Regions from separate parts of the Homo sapiens genome. Here all the other regions are linked to region 3. The links are chromatin contacts, found by Hi-C or POLR2A ChIA-PET in ENCODE. All regions are on one chromosome and are shown on one strand. Each heading gives the region's core, a stretch centred on a gene start or an enhancer-like site at or near the end of the contact. The rest is flanking DNA. Distances are from core to core; before and after follow the strand shown.

Region 1 (3,187 bases), core at 388-2,887, 970 kb before region 3:
ATGTGCACAGCACATTTTAAACAAAGAGAAAGGAAAAGATCACTGTCCCAAACCCTTGGGATGAGATTGTTTATGCAATTAAGCAGCACAGGATTTAACTCTGAGATCCCTGGAAGCAAAGGCAAAAAGGGAAGCATGGTGACATGCATAAGCTTGCACTATCTGTTAAAATAAAGAATACTCAGGGGAAAGGAAGAGACTGGCCAGATTAGAGTAGAAATTAAGCCTGAAGGGCACTGGACAGATCATGTTTGTCCCTGATCCTGAGAGCCCTAGGAAGGGCCAGTTTGGGGATCACTGGTTCCTCCTACTGCTCTCTTTTGGAGGGTGGAGATCTTGGGGGTAATACCCTGAAAGCACAGTGCAATGGGGAGCCCAGCCTTGGCCCAGAAAGATACCTTTACAGCCAGCCAGCCAAGTGTTTAAACCCGGAAATATGATTCCCTACCAGAGTGGGATATGGCTCAACATCCCTTCCCACCTCATACTCCTCTGGCACTCTTTGGAGTCTCCATTAGCTCTTCAAGAGAAGCTGGGCAGAAAGTTGAGGTCCAAAGCAAGGATAGATGTATTTACTCAAAGTGGCCCAACAAGTTACGGATGGAGCCAGGACAGTGACTCTGCCCTTTTGATTTCAGAGCTTGTGTGTTTCTGGTCTGGCCAGAGCTGGCTATTCTCTTCTTAGTGTCCTATTAGTGCATGTGTTCATTCAACACAAGAGATGGAGCACCATTTGAGGGCTGGAGGGTGTCAGGGCCCTGTCCTCAGGGAGCTCCCCTTCTGGTGGGAAAGAAAACTCTTTGACAATCAGCTCTCCCTAAAGATGACTGAAGGTGACCATCACTCCCAGAGAAGTGCAGGCCTCACCTGCAAAGGCAAAGGAGAGATCTTGCCTTGATTCGGGAGTGGGAGCGGGGAGCAGAGGAAGACCTCCAGGGGAAGGCACAGGATCCCTATGGGCTGACTTTCCTGAGAATGGCGCATGGGCAGACGGAGTGGGGACAGGGGCCACTGGTATTGTAGGCACCTGGAATTAGGACCCCTTCTCTTTGTGGGGTGAGTGTTTCGACGTTCATTACCTTATTTCATCTTAGCAACACTCGTGGGAAGATAGTAGAGATATTTTAAGATCTTAAAATGCCCATTTTAAAGCTGGGAAAACAGACTCTCCGGTGGCGTGCTGTAGACCACAAACTGAATTAAGAACGCCAGTGTTCTGATTCCATCCATCTGCGGAGTTCCGGGCACGCACCGCCGAGCGCCTTACCCTGAGCCTTCCCGGTACCCGCAGCCCCGACAGCTCAGCCTTCCCCACCTGAAAGTTCCACCTGAGGTCTCCCTCAACTCTGCCCTCCTGCATTCTTGGCGTCGCGGGGAGTCAGGGGTTAAACCCCGTGGCCCGCGTGGCCCCTTCCCCCTCCGCAGCCCCCTCGCCTCCACTCGGCGCCGCGCCTGGAGCGTCCGTCCCGGAGACCCGCACAAGAGAGGAGGGGAAAAAGTGGGCCTGTTTCTCGGGTGGCCAATCCACCGAGCCCGCGGTGCCCCAGAGGAGGCGCCAGCGCTAGGCCAGCGCCAGGCCGGGCTGCCTGCTTCCCGCGGCAAAGTACAAATGCGCCCGAGCGCGGCGCCTGAAGCCCTTGGCGAGCACAGCCGGCCCGCGCTCAGCCTCCCTCCGCGGCCGCCGCGCCGCCGCCGCTGCTGGGACCGCCGCCCCGCCGGGCCCCAGGCCCCCGCGGCCCGACCCCGAGCCCACCGAGCAGGGGGCGCCGGCCGCCTCTAGCCCGCGCGCCCGCAACACCCGCTGGTCCCGCGCGCCTCGCCCGGCGCTGCGCGCTCGGCAGACGCCGGTCCTCTCCCTGCTTTCTCCTCCTCTCCCTCTCACCTTCCCCCTTTCTTTGATCGCCTCTCCCTTCTGCTGGACCTTCCTTCGTCTCTCCATCTCTCCCTCCTTTCCCCGCGTTCTCTTTCCACCTTTCTCTTCTTCCCACCTTAGACCTCCCTTCCTGCCCTCCTTTCCTGCCCACCGCTGCTTCCTGGCCCTTCTCCGACCCCGCTCTAGCAGCAGACCTCCTGGGGTCTGTGGGTTGATCTGTGGCCCCTGTGCCTCCGTGTCCTTTTCGTCTCCCTTCCTCCCGACTCCGCTCCCGGACCAGCGGCCTGACCCTGGGGAAAGGATGGTTCCCGAGGTGAGGGTCCTCTCCTCCTTGCTGGGACTCGCGCTGCTCTGGTTCCCCCTGGACTCCCACGCTCGAGCCCGTAAGTAGACCGGGAGGCTGGGTGGGCAGAGGAGGGATGCGGCCCCTGGAATGTGAGGGACAGCGCCAGGACCTGGACCCCAAGCTCTTCTGACAGCCGTCCAGGCAGCACCTGTGCCGGAGGGGTGGAGACTCCGTGAGGACCAGTATGGGCCGGGGGACCGGAGGAACTCGGCACAACTCAGAACTGAGAGAGGGCTGCTGCCAGGGACCTGAGGAGGGGCACCAAGGGCAGCGGGGGGAGAGGGCAGGGCACTGTGTTTTGGGTTGGGGGAGGACTTACTGTTCCTAGGAGGGAGTCGGGTATGTCTGGCTACAGGTAAGGAGTGTGATGGAGAAGAAAAGGCTTTTTGCCTTTGGAAAGAGCCATTGGACAGAAATGAGAGGTAATTAGGATAACCTTCCCATTCTTTTCTCTCTTTTGATCCTCGCAACTCTCCAGTGAGGTGGGTATTATCATTCGCACTTTACAGATGAGAAAACTTAGGCTGAGCAAGGAGGAACTTGCTAAAACTTACAGAGCGGGTAAGCCATCCAAAGCCAGAACTCTAGTTCCAGATCCCATGCTTTATTCCCTGCCTCACATTGTCTAGAAGGAACCCTGAATTTGCAGTGTGAGACTCTGGGAGGCGGCAGGGCACAGTGAGATAGACCAGCGTCTTCACCATCCCAGCCCCGCTGAATGCCAGCTGCTGGGAGGCCGTCACAGAGTGCACCTCTCTGACCCTGGGTTTCCTAATCTATAAAGCGGAAGTAAAAATCCTAGGAGAGTTGATAGGATTAAATTAGAGAAAAGAGGTAAAGCAGCTAGCACAAGACTGGTGCTTGATAGCTTCCAAAAAAAATCAGTTCCCAATTATGCTTTTCCACATAGATACAGTGTAACATCAAACAGGTTACATCATCAATCTGAGCCTCAGTTTCCTCACTGC
Region 2 (3,075 bases), core at 280-2,779, 620 kb after region 3:
GCTCTGTCACTTTTCTGTACAAGAATCTAGTCTAACTCAATGTAAACAACCTGGGTTGAAGTTCCACCTTTTCAATTTCTGGTCATGTGGTCATCTGGGAAGTTACTCGTCTATCCAGGCCTCATTCACCTTCCTCTTAGGCCTGACTGCACTTCTGAGAACAGCTGTCTGGGATCTCAACTTCTGAAAAAACGGTGGAGTAATCCAGCTCAGCCTCCACACAGCCCCGTGACTCAAAAAAAAAAAAAAAACCTCCCTGGGCATGGGGAAGAGGTATTCCTCTTCTGAGGACCCCAAGGGAGGTCGATAAACTCCCCCGTAGATGGTCTGAACAGAGCAGGAAGGTTCATGTGTGGTGGTGGGGTGCACTGCTTAGATAAGCACCCTCACTGGCAGATAAGGAAGCCGAGCTCACCTAGCCTGTTAAGGAGCAGGCAAAGTGGACTGGCACCCAGAGATCCTGACTCCCAGACAAGGGCTTCCTCTATGGCCTCTCCTGCCTCTTCTACTTTTCCTCGTGCTTATTATCCTGCACCTGTTTCTTTTTTAAAATAACCCATAGAACACTTCCTGACGCAGATTCTAGTCCTGCTGTGTAACCTTTAGAAAGGCTTCCCTCTATGGGCACTTGCCTCCCCGTCTGTGAAACGGGGGCCTCGGCCTTAACGTTCTCTTGGCTCCCTCTCAGCGGAGTCAGTGATGTTTGACTTGAATGCCCTGCAGTAGAGTGCCGCCGTTTCCTTTGCAGAGCAACTGCCTTTCCGCCCTACAATCGCAATGGCCTGGCACCTGCGGCCAGCCGCAAAGCGACTTGTCCTTGCTCGCCTCTCTCGCGCACATCTAGCTGGTAGGGAGAGTAGGGTGTTGAGGGGCTGAGAGGAAGAAAACGCCGGAATTCTCGTATCCCACAGGCATGCTGCGCCCCCCTCCCCACTGCAAACGTTTCCCTGCGAGCGTCGTCCCCCGCGCCCCCCGACACACACACACACACACACACACACACACACACACACACACACACACACACACACACACGCAAAGGCAGGCAGGAGGCGGGGGCGGCCTGTGCGCGTGCGTCGGCGCGGAGCCCTCTCCCGCCCACGTGCGCGCCCCCGAGCGGAGACGCGCGCGCCGGGGCGAGCTGGCGGGAAAGCGCGCGGGAAGCCCCCGGCTGGCTCCCAGCGTGGGGGAGGGAGGGCAGGAGGCGTCTGGAACGTGCCACTCTCGGAGAGAAAGGGGGGATTTTCGCGTGGCGCTGGCGTTTCTACACCTCCCACCCACCGACCAATCCGTTAGCTTCCCCCTTCCCCTGCCGCGGTACGAAGCCCCGTGCCGTGGCCTAGCTCCCTCCTGGCAGCCCGGACCGGCCCCTCGAACCCCGCTCTGGACAGAGCGGTTCCCTCAGCATCCGGAGCGGGGCGCTGCGCCGCGCGGCGAGGCCGGAAATTCCCGCGGCCTGAGTGGTGGAGCCCTAGCGGGGAGAGCGGCGCCACCTTCCTCCTCCCGGGCGGGCGGGGGCGTTAGGCCCAGCGAGGGCCGGGCCGCCTGAGTGGGTGGGGTGGGGGCCGCTGCGTCCGCCGGGAGCGGCGGCGCAGGCGGCCGACCGGGAGCGCGGACAACGCGGCTGCGGCTAACCCGCCGCCCGGCCGGCTGAGACCCTCGCGCCCCTGCTCCTGGGGCCCCCGCCCCCTCGCCGTCTCCGCCTCCTTCCTCACACACCCCCGGGCCGCCCGGGCCGCCCGGGCCCCAAGCCTTCCCGGTGCTCCTCCCTCGTCTCCTCACACTCGCTCTCTGGCTGGGGTCCGCCTGCCGCCCGCTGGCCTGCTCCCTCCGGGGCAAGTCTTGCTTCTTAAGCGCTCCTTTCACACACGCGCGCGCTCGCTGGGCCGTCCCCTCCTCTCCGGCCCTCCTCCTCCTCCTGGTCCTTGCTAACGCTGCCGTCGGGGAGGATTGATGTCCCTTCAGCATCATGCAGCCGCCGCCGAGGAAGGTAAGGGCGCAGCTGGGGGGCTTTGGGGTTCGGAGAGATGCGTACGCGGAACGCGGCTGGGGCGACCGCTGCGCCCCTTCCCCCTCCCGCAAGGGGCCGTGACCGCCCTCGTCTTGGGCTTGTCACCGACTTGCCGCCGGCTCCAGGTGGGGGGCGCGCGTGTGAGTTGCCTTTCCGACAGAGGGGCCGCCGGGGCTCGTCCGTCCTCTAACGCAGGAGACCCCCAGACATTTCACAAGAGTTTCGGGTGTGCATTTGTGTGTGTGCGCGCGCATGGCAATGCTGCCCGCTGCAAAGTGCATTCTCGGGGCTGCACCGAGGGGGAGGCGGGGACGCCCCTGCAGCTTTGCAGAGCCTTGTGCGTGTGTGATTGTTTAGTCTGCACCAGCTTTGAGCCCTCCAGCCGCTTGTCGCCAGCCCCGCCCGTTTGCAAATTTGCGGGGGATTTGTTTCTAGCCTAGCCTTAGGGTTTGGCCTGCTTTTCCCACGGGGCGGCCGAAAAGAAGTTGGAATAGTCACCGCCTCCCCACCCCAAGGGAAAACAAATTAAGGATTGACGGGTCCTGCCTCGTCCCCGGCTGAGGGGCGAGGAGGCTGTCGTGCTGTCTTCAGAAAAGCGAGGACCGGGCCCGGGAGGTGCGTGGGGTGTGCACTGCGATCCGGGGTTGGATGACCAGGGTGGGAGTGACGGATGCACCCGGCTTGTCATCAGTCTCCCCGCTGCGCCCTTCCCCAGCTTTCCCAGGGGCCGAGGCTGTGTCCTTGTCTTTTTAATCCTACAGATGGATACTGAATGTCTACTCTGGGCACTGGGTGGATGAGGCCGTTCTGTCCTCCCCTCGTGGGCAAACATTTGCCTAACGCCTAACTCACCCGTGTCTGCTGCCGCTGCTTTCTCTCTTTCCTAATCCGGGTTTCTCCATTTAAGTGAGTCCTTTTCTTTCGAACATGTACCCCCACCCCTCCGGGTGGTCCCACTGCTGAGGCCGAGATTCCAGACTGACCGTTAACTTCGAACCCTGGGGCCCCGGCCTGGCGGGCGAGGCTCTCTGGCCAGCAGGCATTTGCTGTTCTCCGCTGTTTGA
Region 3 (2,821 bases), core at 240-2,739:
GATAGTGTCTTGCTTTGTTGCCCAGCCTGGTCTCGAACTCCTGGGCTCAAGCGATTCTACCGCCTCGGCCTCCCAAAGTGCTGGGATTACAGACGTGAGCCACCGCGCCCAGCTGCTTTATGGATTTTTTTTTTTGGAGACAGAGTCTCGCTCTTGTTGCCCAGACTGGAGTGCAATGGTGTGACCTTGGCTCACTGCAACCTCCGCCTCCCGTGTTCAAGCGATTCTCCTGCCTCAGCCTCCCAAGTAGCTGGGATTACAGGCACCCGCCACCACACCACGTTAATTTTTTGTATTTTTAGTAGAGATGGGGTTTCATCATGTTGGCCAAGGCTGGTCTGGAACTCCTGACGTCAGGTGATCCACCCAACTCAGCCTTCCAAAGTGCTGGGATTACAGGGATGAGCCACCACGCCCGGCTTTTTTTTTTTTTTTTTTTTTTTTTTTCTGTTGAGATGGAGTCTCGCTCTGTCGCCAGGCTGGAGTGCAGTGGTGTGATCTCGGCTCACTGCAACCTCCGCCTCCCGGGTTCAAGCGATTCTCCTGCCTCAGCTTCCCGAGTAGCTGGGACTACAGGCGCGCGCCACCACCCCCAGCTAATTTTTGCATTTTTAGTAGAGACAGGGTTTCACCATGTTGGCCAGGATGGTCTCGATCTCTTGACCTCGTGATCCACTCGCCTCCGCCTCCCAAAGTGCTGGGATTACAGCCGTGGGCCACCGCGCCCAGCCCGCTTTATGGATTTTGCAAGTCATTTACTCCCTCTAAGCTTCAGTTTCCTCATCTGCAAAATTGGGAGGCCATGATTCTGGCAGTTATAACATTCCTGGGAGCAATGGAGGAGAATGTTATTTAGTAAGATGCCTGTGAGGAATTATGATGAGAGGATGGAGAAGGTGGGGTGTGTGCAATGGTGAAGAAGGGATCTGAGGACTGTGAGGCACGGCTGAGGGCTCAGGAAAGAGGCTCCCATTACAAATTTTAAGGCTATAGGACCCCACCCACACTTTTTGGGGGATCATATTCCACCTTTGTCCCGGCCCCGCCTCCGCCCCACCCTTCTCCCCCTCCCCTTTCTTTCCTTCCCCTCCCCTCAGGCTGAGAGGCGCCACACTTCTTATGGCCGCCACAGTGCTCCGCTTTCCACAGCTCGAGGGCTGCGCGCGCTCTCACGCTGCCACCTCACTCGCGTGTGGGCTCGCCCTCAGCCCCTTCCGATTGGCTCATTATGTAAGTGACGTAAGGGCTCCAGCCTCCCACTAACTTATCCCTGGCTTGCCCCGCCTCCTCCTGGCTTCTTTTGACGCCAGTGGAAACCTAACCTGCCCCGTCGCCGCCGTGCGGGAGGAGCCGGTAGAGCTGTCCAAACCAGGAAGGCGATGGCGATGGCGGTGGCGCGCACGCATGCACGCACGCACGCACGCCAGCGGCCGGCGGGGCCGCAGGCTCGCGCCCGGGCTCGCCCCGCGCCGCTCCAGAGGCTCGCGCACTCAGCAGGTTGGGCTGCGGCGGCGGCGGCAGCTGTGGAAGCTCAGGCGCTGCGCGTGAGAGGTCCCAGATACGTCTGCGGTTCCGGCTCCGCCACCCTCAGCTTCTCTTCCCCAGGTCTGGGAGCCGAGTGCGGAAGGAGGGAACGGCCCTAGCTTTGGGAAGCCAGAGGACACCCCTGGCTCCTGCCGACACCGCCCTCCTTCCCTTCCCAGCCGCGGGCCTCGCTCGGTGCTAGGCTACTCTGCCGGGAGGCGGCGGCGGCTGCCAGTCTGTGGAGAGTCCTGCTGCCCTCCAGCCGGGCTCCTCCACCGGGCCTTGCAGGGGCCGAGAGAGCTCGGTGCCCGCCCTTCCGCTCGCCTTTTTCGTCAGCTGGCTGGAGCAGCATCGGTCCGGGAGGTCTCTAGGCTGAGGCGGCGGCCGCTCCTCTAGTTCCACAATGTCCACGGGCGGAGACTTCGGGAATCCGCTGAGGAAATTCAAGCTGGTGTTCCTGGGGGAGCAAAGCGGTGAGTGCGTGGCTCCCCTACTCCTGGCAGCTGGCCGCAGCGTCCCCGCACCGCCCCCGGTGCGGCCCTTCCGTCCGCGGAGGCTCCCTGCCCGCCTCGCGTCCGCGCTCGTTGCCACCGCAGCCCTTCCCGATGTGCCCCCCGGTGCCACTGGCTCTTCGCCAGTGGCCGAGTTTTTACCCTGTTCCCCGGGTTCTTCAATCCTCGACTCCCCGGCTCCGTTCCCCGCAGTCCGGCCATCTCCGGTCGATCTGCCCTCCCTCCCCAGACCTCACCCCGCCCAGCCTCTTGTCCATCCCTTTCTTCCTCCGGTCTCGGTCATTGCCCGTACCCCGGCCCCCTTTCTTGAGCCCCACCCTTATTCCTTGCTCTTTTCCCAGTTCCTCAGCTCTGTGAGGCCCACTCAGGGAAGCCCCACTCCCGAGAGCGGGCCCTCTTCAACCTTGGCCAAGGAGGGTGGGATCTGGGCGTTGTTTTCCCCAGAGGCTTGGCCCTGCGAAGTGCTGATGTCGTGGAAGGTGGGAAGGGGTGGTAGTAGAAAAAATTAAATGATTTTCACCTGGGTGGGAAATTAGTCTGGGCCATAGAGGAAACATCTGAATTGGAGACGACTTGAGCATGGGGTGGTTGGGGGTGAAAGGGGTAGCGTCGGCAGTGGAGATTTTTGCCCCTTAGGTTAGATGGGGCTGTGGCTTGTCGGAAAACCTCATTTTGTTCTCTTGACTTTCATCACTGACAATTCTTTTGGCAATGTTGATGATTTTTCAATCTCTGCCAGATGCTATGTCATGATCATTTTACTTGGAATTTTTCTCATCTCACCT
Region 4 (2,890 bases), core at 281-2,780, 990 kb before region 3:
ATTCCCAAAACAGAAGGTACAAATATCTGGCCTTTCGTGATTTATGTTTCTTGAAAATCTCATTCTAGGTAAGCATTTTTTATCAAACAGAGCTGCAGATGTTATGTTGACTGGGTGTGTCCCCAAAAGAATCCTAAGTTATAACAGTCTTATTTTATACAGGGCACTTTGCATTTCAAAGCTCAGAACCGAGGAATAGCAGGCTGCTGGTGTTAGGGGAAAGAAGTTCAAGGCAAGAGTCCTACAACAGACTTTTAATTGCCAGCAAGCCAGTAGGAAACCCATACTGCCAAGGAGATAGAAGCAGCCCCTGCCACCCAACCTTTGTTTCCAAAACTTTTAAACCCAAGCCAGCTTTTCTGTCAGGCACTACTGGACTTAGTAGTACTAGTATTACAAATATAAACGACAGTCACTTACTGCTTCCTCACTATGTGCCAAGTTCTGTGCTAAGCATACATTTTCCAAAATGTATGAAAACAACTGCACAAGTGTGCTCCCAACCCCCTCTGCTCTCGAGTCTGAAAAGCTCCCTTCACATCCTCAAATTCAACCTGTTCCCTAAACTCCGGATTCTCCACACCCTTCACTGACCCTTTCAAGGCCAGGAGCCACATCTCTCCAAGCAATATGACCCCCAAACTCTTCATCCAACATTAAACCAAGCACTTCTCTGATCCAAGGCCCCTCCCACTCCCACACACCAATTCCAACCTGCCCCTAACTTGTTCCAACAATTCTGTTTCCCTCCAAACTTCGGACTTACGTAAGGCACAGGGTGCCCTCACCGCCCCTCCGCATGCAACGTGCCTGTCCTTCACTCTGAAGTTCAAAATTCACAAACACACTGCACCTGGGTAGAGCCCGGGTTCTAATCCCACGAGAACTCTCCACACCCGCCCGAGTAGGGCCCGGGACTCTCCACCCCCTCACCAGGCCGGGCCGGGGCGCGCTCGGCCTCGCTCCAGACCCTAAGGGGAAGTGGGGAAGCTCCACCTGGCTCCGCAGGCGCGGCACGCGGCTCCTGCTCTGGCCTGGGCCCCGCGGCAGCCGCGCCCCCGTCCCGGCGCGGGCGGCAGCGCTCGGGTTGGCTGCGGCGGGCGCACTCGCCCAGCACCTCTGAGTCGGCCTGGCCGTCGTCGCGGGCCCGACGGCGGGCCCAGCCTGGGCCGCGGGCGCGGCAGCGAGGGCAACCCGGGCCCGCCGCGTCGGCGGCGCGTTGGGCGCAGCCTCGGCAAAGCGAGTGGCCGCACGGCAGGGCCGCTGCTTCTCCGGGGGGCTCCAGGCACCCGGCGCAGCCCGATTCCTCCGGCCGCGGCGGCAGCGGCGGCTGCAGCAACGGCGGCGACAACACCAACAGCGAAGGTCCAGAAGCCGGGCCTGGGGCCCCAGTCTTAGCTGCCGCCGTCTCGTCACAGCGGCCCCGCCGGCCCCGCCGACTCAGAGCGGCTGCTGCCGCCGCGGAAGAGGCCCGAGTACTCGGACCTGCAGCCGCCATCTTGTTTCCCGTTTGAAGGGAGAGTCGGTTGCGAGGGAGAAGAGTGGAGGGCGGGGCAGTACGCGCGGTGGGCAGTGCTATCTACATATTCATGAGGGGCGAGGCTTCTGTGAGCCCAAAGAGGGTTCTCCTCAGACCTGATTGGCCAGAGGGGATACTTCATTAATATTTATTAGTTATTCTTTATTATGCGGTCATCAGCCGCACTCTCGAAAAGTCCTTGCAGTTTCCTCTTACTGAACTGAAAGAGGTGGGAACTGAGGGGCTTTACTGGCAATTCTGAACGATGTTAAACTTTGATACACGTACTTATCCTGTAATGCCTTGATAACTGAGGAGAAAGTGAGTGGGGAATATGTGAGTTACTCAGAAACCTGCCTTAGTGTTCATTTGATATGAGGGCCTGAGCTCTCTCCTAAGGATGGGGGTAGCTTTGTGACTGAAACCAGGCCCACCGTGGTAACTAACTGCCAAAAGGAGCAGCCTCTTGTCAATCCTACCTCCTCATCCTCTCTCCCCATGTCCCTTCCTGAAACTGCCCCCCTTGGCTGGTAAAACCACACTTTCCTGGTTTTTTTCCCAGGCTCTTGGCTCCTTCTCAGTCTCCCGTGTTTGGTGCTTCCATGTGGGTGTTCCTCTAGGCTTAGGCCTCAGTCCCCTTCTCACTCTGCGTGCTGCACTGGTCCACATTTTCTTCCCTCAGGAGCTCCCAGATTGCTGTCTGCAGCCCAGGCCTCCTGAGTCCAGCCCTCCATATTCAACTGCCTGATGGAAACATCCTCTTAGATCCCTACATTCCTCATGTACAAAACTAATGTCACTGTCTCCCATCCTCCTTTCAAAACTGCTCTTCTTATTTCCTTCATTCTATGAAAGGTCCCATCCTCCCAGGTACTCAAGCTCCAAACCTAGTCATCTTGAACTTCTTCCTTATCTCCCACAAACCATCAGTTATTTAGTCCTGTCAATTCCACTATCAAAATGACTATTTCCCCACCTCTTCATCCCATTCCCACTGCCCAATTCAGGTCTAATCATCTCTCATCTAGATTACTGCAGTAGCTGCTATAGATTGATTGTCTCCCCTCTCCCAACCTCTTTTCTAATCCATCCTCCACACTCTTCGAGTTGCTTCCTATAGGCCAGCTCTGACCGTGTCACTCCTGCTTGAGCTAGGGAGAGGTGCTTGGACTTTGATGCTAGTGCCCTTTCTAGATGCAGAGGTTCCAGGAGAAAGAATGACCCCTCTCTAATGGAAAGGTGGTTCTGCTACAGTAGTTCTCCCATTCTTTGCTTTCTTTGCCCTGGGATAGATTTGGAGCAGGGCAAAGAATGGGAAGCATTAAATAAATGGCATTTCTTAGTGGAAACCTTTATAGGATAACACGAGTT

Evidence for each region. Hi-C counts contacts between places; a loop is a spot of excess contacts on that map. ChIA-PET counts read pairs that join two places held with the same protein, here RNA polymerase II (POLR2A). Pooled maps may share reads with other maps.
Region 1: a loop to region 3 is called in a map of sciatic nerve, with 13 times the contacts of the local background. The contact joins the promoter of CHRDL2 here to the promoter of RAB6A in region 3. A Hi-C loop is called at or near these places in 1 of 168 maps with a recorded cell type or tissue (sciatic nerve).
Region 2: a loop to region 3 is called in a map of CD8-positive, alpha-beta T cell, with 32 times the contacts of the local background. The contact joins the promoter of FCHSD2 here to the promoter of RAB6A in region 3. A Hi-C loop is called at or near these places in 6 of 168 maps with a recorded cell type or tissue (CD4-positive, alpha-beta T cell, CD4-positive, alpha-beta memory T cell, CD8-positive, alpha-beta T cell and 1 more), 4 of 37 single-sample maps with no recorded cell type and 12 of 50 pooled maps. POLR2A ChIA-PET finds 5 or more read pairs at or near these places in 2 of 52 experiments (activated CD4-positive, alpha-beta memory T cell and naive thymus-derived CD8-positive, alpha-beta T cell).
Region 4: a map of naive thymus-derived CD4-positive, alpha-beta T cell shows a loop between it and region 3 (9-fold over the local background). The contact joins the promoter of RNF169 here to the promoter of RAB6A in region 3. A Hi-C loop is called at or near these places in 2 of 168 maps with a recorded cell type or tissue (CD4-positive, alpha-beta T cell and naive thymus-derived CD4-positive, alpha-beta T cell) and 11 of 50 pooled maps.

Annotation. Positions count from the first base shown.
Region 1 is chr11:74,729,876-74,733,062 of GRCh38, reverse strand. It overlaps CHRDL2 (chordin like 2), which reads left to right and starts at 1,637. Exons shown (of 11, transcript NM_001278473.3): 1 at 1,637-2,256. The coding sequence starts at 2,175.
Region 2 is chr11:73,140,772-73,143,846 of GRCh38, reverse strand. FCHSD2 (FCH and double SH3 domains 2) reads left to right here and starts at 1,529. Exons shown (of 20, transcript NM_014824.3): 1 at 1,529-1,990. The coding sequence starts at 1,970. RefSeq lists enhancers at 381-520, 601-710, 2,581-2,810, 2,310-2,931, 3,031-3,075 and 1 more and silencers at 941-1,320, 1,481-1,860, 2,261-2,400.
Region 3 is chr11:73,759,742-73,762,562 of GRCh38, reverse strand. It overlaps RAB6A (RAB6A, member RAS oncogene family), which reads left to right and starts at 1,489. Exons shown (of 8, transcript NM_198896.2): 1 at 1,489-1,997. The coding sequence starts at 1,928. LOC124902711 (a long non-coding RNA gene) reads right to left here and starts at 1,405. Exons shown (of 2, transcript XR_007062775.1): 1 at 1,323-1,405; 2 at 1-826. RefSeq lists silencers at 882-1,071, 1,232-1,541 and an enhancer at 1,838-2,338.
Region 4 is chr11:74,747,489-74,750,378 of GRCh38, reverse strand. RNF169 (ring finger protein 169) reads right to left here and starts at 1,530. Exons shown (of 6, transcript NM_001098638.2): 1 at 997-1,530. The coding sequence starts at 1,498. RefSeq lists silencers at 756-855, 866-1,125, 1,156-1,305, 1,479-1,699 and enhancers at 673-1,266, 1,416-1,505.